Regions from separate parts of the Homo sapiens genome. Here region 2 is linked to region 1. Evidence: chromatin loops called from intact Hi-C (ENCODE). Cell type or tissue: IMR-90. All regions are shown on one strand. Each heading gives the region's core, and the rest is flanking DNA. Links, peaks and the distances in the headings are about the cores only.

Region 1 (5,846 bases), core at 934-4,933:
GATCGTGCCACTGCACTCCAGCCTGGGCAACAGAGCGAGACTCTGTCTCAAAAAAAAAAAAAAGAAAAAAAAAAGAAACAGGGTCTTGCCGTGTCATCCAGGCTGGAGTGCAGTGATTCAAACATGGCTCATTGCAGCGTCGATCTCCTGGGCTCAAGCAGTATTCCTGTCTCAGCCTCCTGAGTAGCTGGGACTACAGGCACTGACACCACAGCCAGCTAATTTTTTTATTTATATTTTTAGTAGAGATGGGGTCTCGCTGTGTTGCCCAGGCTGACGTTGTACTTTTGGTCTCAAGTGATTCTCCTGCCTTGGCCTTCCAAACTGCTGGGATTACAGGTGTGAGCCACCATGCCTGGCTGGCTTCTAGATTTTGAATCTCTATGTTGGAATTCAAAATAAACTTCGTTTGGCCAAGCAATTATTCTCTGCCTGTCTTCCTCTGGCTCCAGGTTTCAAAGACCCCTGAGGACAGAGAACTTCAAAAGGACCTCTGAATTTTGACCCTCAGGCCTCACCTTGGCACTAAGGCAGAGAGTGACAGGCCCTGAGGGGAGGGCCAGCGATCAGACAGCTTTGTCTAGGACATGGGATTGGAGAAAAGTCATGATATGTGAGTATAGTAATTTCCTGTTGCTACTGTAACAAATTGGCCACAACTTCAGCAGCTTAAAACAACACAAATGTATTAATTAGTTCACAGGTCGGAAGTCCAGGTTGGCTTGGCTAGTTTCTCTGATCCAGGTTTTATAAGGTCAAAGTCAAAGTGTCAGCCAGGCTGGGTTCTTATCAGGAGGTTCTAAGAAGAATCCATTTCCAACACCATCAGTTCCTTGAAGTGGCAGGATGGGGATCCTCTCTGTGCTGGCTGTGAGCCGGGGTCACTCTGTCCTAGACGTAGGCAAGCAAGCCCAGCCGCAAAGAACCCCGCTGCACTTTACTTAAACTACAGCTTCCCAACCCATTTTAGCCATGGAGCTCTTTTTTCACATAACCTCTCTCTCTCTCTCTCTTTTATTTATTTATTTATTTTTTTGAGACAAGGTCTTGCTCTGTCCCCCAGGCTGGAGTGCAGGGGTGTGATCACAGTTCACTGTGGCCTCCCAGGCTCAAGCAATCTTCCTGCTTCAGCCTCCCATGTAGCTGGGACCACAGGCACGCGTCACCACACCCAGCTAATTTTTATATTTTTTGTAGAGATGGGGTCTCGCCATGTTGCACAGGTTGGTCACAAACTCCTGGGCTCAAGCAATCTGCCCTCCTCAGCCTCCCAAAGTGCTGAGATTATAGGCGTGAGCCACCACGCCCAGCCCATAATCTTTTTTTTTTTTTTTTCCAAGATGGAGTCTCGCTCTTGTCGCCCAGGCTGGAGTGCAATGGCACAATCTCAGCTCACTGCAACCTCTGCCTCCCGGGCTCAAGCGATTCTTCTGCCTCAGCCTCCAGAGTAGCTGAGATTACAGGTACCTGCCAGCACGCCTGGCTCATGTTTGTATTTTTAGTAGAGATGTGGTTTTGCCATGTTGGCCAGGCTGGTATTGAACTTCCGACCTCAAGTGATTTGCCTGCCTCGACGTCCTGAAGTGCTGGGATTACAGGTGTAAGCCATTGCGCCCAGCCCATAATCTTTCCTAAGGTTCCGAAAGATATTAATATTTGGGGAAAAGTGAAATGGGAGCTTGTGCAATTTTTGTATCCCTAAAGTTTCATTGCTTCCTCTAAACTCTTTCTCACGACAATTTTAGCTCCCCTTCTCTTGTCCTAAGGTTTGGCTTTTGCACAGCTGGAGGGCATTTCTTGTACAGGGTGGGCTAACCAGGCCCAGGTCCTGCTTCAGCCCTGACTCCAAGGCTCTGATTCGTGACATCATGCAAGTTTCTGAGCCTTTCTGAACTTGGTTTCTTCTTCATTTTGTTTGTTATCTCAAGGGTGGTTGTGAGAACTAAATTGGGCAATGCACGCAAAATGCTTGGCCCATCATTTGCGATTGATAAATGTTACTCATCATTATGGGTTTTTTTTTAAGAACTAAAAAGTCTTCACTAACCTTCCCCTTTGCCTTTTTATCGCTGTCAACATCAGGTACCAAGAGCCTGTGAAGCATCTTACAAGGTGGCTGCAATTTTGGCTCAGGGAAACTAGATGTGGCCAGACTTGCACATAAATGACAATGGATGCTTCTCCCAAAGTTTCCAAAAATCTGGATGAACTAACCCAGAAGGATCCTGTCTGAATAAAGAACACTGCTCCAAGTGACCAGGAGGCCTCGATCTCTTTCTGCACTTATGGAGAGGGAAGGCTGTGCAGAAAGCTGCCCGTGGAAGGGACACACAGGTCCCTAATCTGACCCATAAGCATCCCACCCACCCCAGGGACCCACTGCAACCTGCTGCTGTGGCTCCCCACACACCTCCCTGGGCCTCCTTGACCTGACAGGTGAGCACTGCCTGACCCAGCAGCCTCTGGCCAGGTAGCCCCTGTGGGGAAGAGCTGCAGTTCTGGACAGCTGCCTGCTTCAAAATGGAGAGCCCAGGTGGCCTCCCCAAGGGCACCTTCTTCCTCTTTCTAAGTCAGAGCCAGCTAAGATGAATTTCTCTTGTACATGGTGGGCAAACCAGACCCAGGGCCAGTTTTGGGCTCTGTGTCCAAGACACTGATTTGTGACATCAGGTAAGCCTCTGAACATTTCTGAACTTGGTTTCTTCTTCACGTGAAAGCTCCTGGGCTTTCAAACCTCCATCCTCCCTGAATAGTGACTTTTGCCCCTGCCTTGTCCCTCACAGACACAGCTGGCTGCGGCGTCCTCCCTTTCCCCTCCCAAGGGGGCCGCCCTGCCTCTGCCCACCATGGGCATGTGGCCATTGCCGCTGGTTTAGACTTGGTCCAGCCTCAGTCTTGACTGCCATCTAGTGGCTCCCAGACTCCTGCTGGGATTCAAGTTCTCTGGTGAGAACTAAACTGATTTTTGTATCTTGCCCAAATTCCTAAGGGGTCTGGGAGTCATGACCTATAAATCAAAAATTCTCATCAGATGGGTTTTATTTAACCCTATATATTGTGATTTACTTTCCAACCTGACTCTGGCATAACATTACGAGACAAGGAAGAAAATCAAAATACTTTACCCCAAAACATGTTTCTTTGCCATATCTTGAAATGGCCCTGCAAAGCTGTCCTTTGTGGGGGAAAATTTGCATCTGTAAAGAATCTCTATTAACATAGCTAGCTCTTTTTCTTCCAGGCCCTCCCAATCCGAAACAGATTAACTAAAGCATCTTTTAGGTCCGGCGGGCATGATGGCTCACACCTGTAATCCCAGCACTTTGGGAGACCGAGGCAGGCAGAGCCCTTGAGGTCAGGAGTTCAAGACAAGGCTGGCCAACATGGTGAAACCCCGTCTCTACTAAAAATACAAAAATTAGCTGGACGTGGTGGTGCACGCCTGTAATCCCAGCTACTCAGGAGGCTGAGGCAGGAGAATCGCTTGAACCTGGGAGGTGGAGTTTGCAGTGAGCTGAGATCGCGTCACTGCACTCCAGCCTGGGCAACAGAGACTCCGTCTCAAAAAAACAAAACAAAAAAACCAAACACTATTTGTTAGATTTAGGGCCCACCTTTAGCATGACCTCGTTGTGAACCCAGAAGTACCTGAGAGACATCTCAATCAATTTGGAAAGTTTATTTTGCCAAGGTTAAGGACGCACCCGTGACACAGCCTCAGGGGGTCCTGACAGCATGTGCCCAAGGTGGCTGGGGCACAGCTTGGTTTTACACATTTTAGGAAGACATGAGACATCAATCAATATGTGTAAGATGTATGTTGATTCGATCTGGAAAGGTGGGACAACTTGAAGCAAGGGGCTTCCTGATTATAGGCAGATAAGAGAGAAACAGTTGCATTCTTTTAGCCTCTGATTAGCCACCTGATTACTGCATACACCATTTACCTGTGAGAGTAGTGTAACGGAATGGTCACTTATACCAGCGTCCAGCCTGGCTCAGTGAAACGATGGCGGCAAGGAAGCAGATATGCGTTTGCCTCAGGTGAGCAGAGGGTGACTTTGAGTTCTGTTTGTCCTTTGTCTACCGAATTTTCGTGTGGGAAAATTGTGAGAGAGGTGTGTAGCTTTTTTTTTTTTTTTTTTTTTTTTAAATCTTTGCAGTTCCCAGCCTTTGGCTTAGTGATTTCAGGGTCCCAAGATGTATTTGCCTTTTACATCATCTTTTTCTTTCTTTCTTTCTTTCTTTTTTTTTTTTTTTGAAACAAAGTCTCACTCTGTTGCCCAGGCTGGAGTGTAGTGGTATGATCTCAGCTCACTGCAACCTCCGCCTCCCAGGTTCAAGCGATTCTCCTGCTTCAGCCTCCTGAGTAGCTGGGATTACAGGCTTGCGCCACCACATCCAGCTAATTTTTTATATTTTTGGTAGAGATGGGGTTTTACCATGTGGCCAGGCTAGTCTGGAACTCCTGACCTCAAGTGATCTGACCACCTTGGCCTCCCAAAGTGCTGGGATTACAGGCGTGAGCCACTGTGCCCAGCCTACATCATCTTCATTACAGCTGCAAAGACCCTTTTACCAAGTAAGTCACATTTACAGGTACCAGCGATTAGGACTTGAACATATCTTTTGGAGGATACTGTTCAGCCCAAATCAGCCCTAAAAGACAGACCACTCAAGCCCCTCAGCTGAGTGGCACCTCCTCTTGGGCAGTGGATACGGGAGAAGATGCTCTCACACTGGCCTCTGAGGGACCAGTGTCCAGACAATTATTCTGAGTGTGAAAGAATGTTCTAGAAAGCCAGGCTGTCTTGGGTAAAGTGGTTAGCCTTAAATATGTAAAGGAAATGTTTACCAGATTAGCTCCAGAGCCCCTGGGAAGACAACAGCCAGGCAGTCAGGGATGTGCTGGCCAGGGGAAGATGTTGGATTCATCCAGGGCATTGGGGATAGCCAGAGCAGGGCCCCACAGTCTGGAGGATCTGGTGCTGAATGAGCAGTACCAGAGGGAAGGCTGCTGTCCCCTCCCCAGTCTCCCGGCCTGCTGCATCCCAACAGGTATGAGTCAGGTGGGTGGGGTGGATGCTAGAAGAAGCATGAGAAATCTTGGCCGAGTAAAGCTCACCCTGTTTCAACCTCATCTCTCTTAAACCAAGGTCATGCTCAGCCACACTGGGGAAACTGAGGCAGCCTTCTGCACTCTCCAGACCACAGGGGCTTTTTCAATAACTGTTTGGTTTCCTGTGGCTGCCATAACAAAGTAACAATAACTGAGTAGCTTACACAACAGAAATTTCTTCTGTCACCACTCTGGAGGCCAGAAGTCCAAGATCAAGGTGTCAGCAGGGTTGGTTCCTTCCACGGTTTCTGAGGGAGGCAGCTGCTCCCCGACTCTCTCTTTGGCTTATAGATGGCATCTTCTCCCTGTGTCTCTGCACATCAGCTTCCCTTTATGTGTATAACTGTGTCAAAATTTTACTTTTTTTTTTTTTTTTGAGACAGAGTCTCCCTCTGTCCCCCAGGCTGGAGTGCAGTGGCATGATCTTGGCTCACTGCAACCTTCGCCTCCCAGGTTCAAGCGAGTCTCTTGCCTCAGCCTCCCAAGTAGATGGAATTACAGGAGGCTGCCACCACACCCAGCTAATTTTTGTATTTTTAGTAGAGACAGGGTTTCACCATGTTGGCCAGGCTGGTCTTGAACCCCTGACCTCAAGTAATCCACCCGTCTCGGCCTCCCAAAGTGCTGGGATTACAGTGTGAGGTACAGTGCCTGGCCCAAATTTTACTTTTTTTTTTTTTTTTTTTTTTAGACAGAGTCTCGCTCTGTCGCCCAGGCTGGAGTGCAG
Region 2 (4,811 bases), core at 1-4,000, 540 kb before region 1:
AAAGGTGAGACACAGGGGATGGGGCGCCCTTGGTGTGGGACAGGGGATGGGGCACCCTTGGTGTGGGACAGGGGATGGGGCGCCCTTGGTGTGGGAGAGGGGATGGGGCGCCCTTGGTGTGGGACAGGGGATGGGGCGCCCTTGGTGTGGGAGAGGGGATGGGCCGCCCTTGGTGTGGGACAGGGGATGGGGCGCCCTTGGTGTGGGACAGGGGATGGGGCGCCCTTGGTGTGGGAGAGGGGATGGGGCGCCCTTGGTGTGGGAGAGGGGATGGGGTGCCCTTGGTAGTGGGACAGGGGATGGGGCGCCCTTGTTGTGGGACAGGGGATGGGGCGCCCTTGGTGTGGGAGAGGGGATGGGGTGCCCTTGGTAGTGGGACAGGGGATGGGGTGCCCTTGGTAGTGGGACAGGGGATGGGGCGCCCTTGGTGTGGGAGAGGGGATGGGGTGCCCTTGGTAGTGGGACAGGGGATGGGGCGCCCTTGGTAGTGGGACAGGGGATGGGGCGCCCTTGGTGTGGGAGAGGGGATGGGGCGCCCTTGGTGTGGGACAGTGGATGGGGCGCCCTTGGTGTGGGAGGTCAGGGGAGGACTTTCAGGAAAAAGGCCTGCGTCCAGAACCGGGGATGGGGGACAGAGGTGAGGGAAGGTGGCAGGAAGAGACTGCACGAGTGTGCACAGGTACAGCAAGAACGGGTCTGTTTAATGACACAGCTGGGTCTGGTTACAAACATCAGAAACTAGAAAAGGAGGACGGGCGGTTGCACAGATGAGGATGAGGATGAAGATGAGGATGAGGATGGGCCAGGAGGGGACACAGCAGGAGCCACAGCAGCAAAACATCCTTGAAGACGACACACGTGACCAAGGGGCACACACGGGGGGCCCCCCTGGCAAGCCTGACGCAGATGAATAGACAGGGCCGACTGCCGGCCAGGAGGAGGGTGGGGTGGGGAAAGCCCTCGGCCCTCGGAGCTGAGGGTGAGACCCAGGCATGTGGTCCCGCCGACCTGCTGCCCAGCAGCCCGGATCCCCCGGGGCTGCCCTGGTGGCCAAGGCAGGTGGAGCTAGCGGTCGAGGTTTCTGGACTGAGGCCCCTCCCCCAGTGCGGTCATCCCACCCAGAACTTCGCTCTGCCCCTGCCCATTCTAGGACAGCCGGTGAGTCAGTTCCTCTGAGGGAGTAGGGGGAGCCCACTCCTTTCTGCCTGGAAGTGGAATTCAGGAATGTGGGGAGCTGGTCTGAGAAGGGGCTGGGCTTTGCCGCCAAGCCGGGTTGCCCCAGCCCTGCCCCTCCAGGCCCAGGTCCTCTGCGCTGCTGTGGGATTTCCTCTTTGCCAGAACACTCTGTTCTCTGCACAACCGGAACCCCTCCCTGCCCCACTCACAGGTGGGCCAAACCGAGGCTTCTGGGCGCCGCGGATACACATTCTAGATATGTATGTGTGTATATATATATGTATATATATATTTATATATAGCTCGTATATAGAATATATCTGTATATATGGTAGATGTGTGCGTGATACTCTAGATGGTGATGTGGAGACCTGCATGCTGGCCGGGCTGATAGAAACGGGGCTGGTTTATTCCCTAAGGGACTCCTAGACCTGTCCCGCTTCCTGCCAGCCGCTCAGCTAGGTCTCTCTCTAACAGTGAGTAGAAAAGCTAAGAAGAGTGGGCCCCGCTCTGCCCGCCGCGCTGGGGTCAGCATCCAGGCAGCCAGCGCCGCCTCCCAGCAGCTCCAGGGGGGGACCCTGGCCGCCACAGAGGCCTCCTTCGGGGAAGTTGAGTCAGGGATTCCTCCAGCTTCCTTGGCACCCAGAAATGGAGCGTCAAGGAGGGTCTTCAGAACTCGGCCTTCTGCTCGAGGTGCTGCCAGGGAGGGGGGTGGAGTTAGGGGTCCTACGGCCCCGAAGAGGGCAGTGTGGCCGGTGGGCTGTGGACGAGATAGGAAGGGAAGGACAAACGTTACCAGAGGCAGGGAAGGACCCTCGGGGGAAAGGGGGAGGACCTGGGGCTGGCGAGGCTCACTTCCTGCCAAGAGATCCGGCACAGTGCAGTTGAAAGCAACCGTGAGACCCAAGTTCTAGTCTCCGTCCTGCTACGAACGTGCTGTGTGATCTCAGGCAAGTCTACTGGCCCATGGGAGCTCCGGATCTTTTTCTCTAAAATGTGAATAATGTCTGTCTTGTGACATAAACTGGGTAAAAAAGTGTTTCACAAACTGCAAAGCACGATACCAATGTGAGCTCTTTTTCCATTAATTCTGAAACGTGGCGCATTCTGTCCGGCCTGTCTCGTCCCTCCTCGGGCCACCCATCTGTATTCTCGTATTCTCGGTACACACAGCGCCCCCTGCAGTCATTGCGCCCCCCCCCCACCCCCCACCCACGCAAAGGCGCACACCCTGGAGCAGAGACGGCTCAATAAACAGTGGCGCCTGGCCCACCCCTGCTTCCCTGATAAGAGAAGTTGGGCGAGGGCCTTCTAGGACTCTACTCTGTAACTCCATCCTACCCTCGAGCCCATGGGGACCCTGGCAGCAGGGAGGCTCTGCAGGCTCAGGCCAGGGACACTAGGGGTGGGCTAGAGGGTGTAAAGGGATGAGGGGACCACCCCACCACTTGACAGCTGGGAGTAACCCCCATGGGGTGCCAGTTTCCACGGTAGCCCATCTCCATTCAGTCCACAAGGAGCAGAAGTGGGCGGAGGAGGAGACTTCGGCCGTTTCAAAATGTTTGGGGTTTGGAGAGATCTTAGTCCCTAGGGCAGGGTGGGGAGGGCAGGACGGGCAGCGTGCTGGGGAACTTGGGCCATGTGTTTCTGATTCACTGGGGCTCGCGCCCAGCCAGCTCTCTTTCCAGTCTCTCTTGGCCCTTGTAAAAAAGCCCTTTTCTCTGGAAGCAGGAAGTCTTGTGTCCTGGCTGTAAACAAACTCATCTTTGGCAGCAGAGCCTGCGTGGGGAGAGGGGTGGGAGGGCAGGCAAGCCCCCTCCCCTCCTCTTCCCCTGTCTTTTCCCTGGACCCTCTGGGTGACAGCTGGTGGGGGGTGAGGGGGCAACCACTGCTCTCCACGCCCTGCCAGTGCCCTCCTCTGGTGGGCCAACATCTGCTTGTTTCCCATTGACTCCCAGGTCTCAGGCAGGCCAGGGCCCAGCTGTGCACATCTGGAGTTGGCTTGGCTCCAGCCAGCAGTTCCCGAGGACTCCACTCTCTTGGGGTGGTGCTGACGGGAGAGGGGGGAGGGGAGCAGGAGCCAGCCCGGGGCCAGTGTGGTCAGCAGCAGGAAGGGCAGGAGGCCTGGCGTCCCCAGCTGCCCTCAGGGGACCTCCTCCAGGAGCTGTGCCTGTGAACAGAAGGGCCGGCAGTCTTGGGGGCCCGTGCAGAGCCCGGCGGGAGACGCCGCCTTTTCCATGGGAAACTGCTGGGAATGTTTCTCTACCACGGGAATGTTTCTCTACCACGCGTGTCCCGGGCTGCTGGCTGACCTCTGCTTCCCATTCCCGCCTCCGCTCCTCTCCTCCTTCCTACTCCAGCCCTGCCTCCGCCTCTCCATTCAGCTCCCAGAGTCAGCCTCCCCTTGGGGGCCCAGGGAGGCCGAGTGTTCCCAACCGCCACATCTGGGGGCTAGCCCTCCCCTCACGCTCCGAGTCAGCAGGAGTCACAGAGGGCGGCCACCCTCCTTGAGCCACCTCCTGGGCCCAGAACTGGAAGCCCAGCCTCCAGGTCAGCCTGGAAGTAAACATGCCCCTGCTCGTGTGCGTGTGAGCGACACCCATGTAGCTTCCTCGTGGGCTGGGGTGTGTGTGTGTGTGTATGTGTCCTCGTGATCCTCCGGGCTCTAGCCCTATTGAGGCAGAGGGCATTTAGCAGCACTGGTCGGCATGAGATGAAAAAACAGCCCCTTGTGATTGGCACCCAGGGAGGAAGTGGCTGGGCTGACCTGGGCTGCCTCCGAGCCTGATGATCGGACCTTACCGCCAGGAGCCTCTGGCGCCTCTCTGCCTGGGCAGCTGTGGCTTTGGGTGCTCTGAGCTCTCCCTGGCTCTAGGGAAGGGGAAGGCTCTTTGGGAGGATTTTTGCTCAGGGCTCATGGCTCTGAGCAGCCTGAAGTCACAGGGGAGCCATCTTGAAGGCCTTTCCTATTATGCCTGTTCTTACATGTCAGACCCCAGGGTTGGCCTGCCTCAAGTGTGCCTGCCCAGGTGATCAGCCCCAGGGCCTCAGGAGATATGGGAGACCTCGGGGACAGCAGAGGACATGGCGGGGAGGCTGCCCAGCCCACCCTCGCCCGCCTCCTCACGTGGTGGCGTTGGGGACCTGCTGCACCCAGCCCACTTCCTTGTAGGCAGCGGTCACGTGGCTGTAGATGAGGCCACGCAGCTTGGCCCAGGCTCTCTGCGTCTCAGGTGGGAAGTCACTGGCAAATTCCTCGGCGACCACCTCCAGAATGACCCCAGAGAGGATCTGGGGGCAAAGGGAGGAAGGGGGAGTGAACGCCCGGGCGCCCTGCGTCCTGCAACCCCCAGGCCCCTCCGCCCCACGTGTGGCCGAGAGGATCATTCCTAACGCAACAGTCTGGCAGCTTTGGGAACCCCGTGCTCTCAGGACAAGGGTTGCCCTGGACCCAGCCCCTCCATCCTGCTGCCGGGCACTGCCCCTCCCTCTCGCAGCCACTCCGGGGATCACCTCTGTTGCTCCAGAGAGCCGTCGCAGAGCCTGCGAGCTGCAGATGGCCATGACGCGTGGGCGGTGGGGGCTCTGCAGCAGATGGGGGCGCATACCTTGAAGTACACCGGTTCCACCTTGTG

What was found. Peaks named below come from ENCODE experiments on the same cell type or tissue, not always from the same donor. Only the 100,000 strongest peaks of a DNase experiment are listed, where the experiment ranks them.
Region 2: a loop joins it to region 1, with 11 times the contacts of the local background. A loop is called at or near these places in 2 of 110 quality-filtered maps.

What each region holds. Positions count from the first base shown.
Region 1 is chr17:77,064,070-77,069,915 of GRCh38, forward strand. No RefSeq gene overlaps it. Among named protein-coding and RNA genes, the nearest start is that of SNHG20, 22 kb to the right of the region's middle. RefSeq lists a silencer at 2,718-3,012. In IMR-90, for the core only: a CTCF peak has its summit at 2,903 (motif pointing left); no DNase peak of the experiment used is centred there; H3K27me3 peaks cover 2,003 bases.
Region 2 is chr17:76,526,676-76,531,486 of GRCh38, forward strand. It overlaps CYGB (cytoglobin), which reads right to left. Exons shown (of 4, transcript NM_134268.5): 2 at 4,785-4,811; 3 at 4,304-4,467; 4 at 681-1,936. The coding sequence ends at 1,903. It also overlaps a transcript of PRCD not described here. Among named protein-coding and RNA genes, the nearest start is that of CYGB, 8.6 kb to the right of the region's middle. RefSeq lists enhancers at 1,132-1,281, 3,232-3,965, 3,966-4,699. In IMR-90, for the core only: a CTCF peak has its summit at 2,351 (motif pointing left); DNase peaks (open chromatin) are centred at 1,156, 2,846, 3,366 and 3,506; H3K27ac peaks cover 3,018 bases.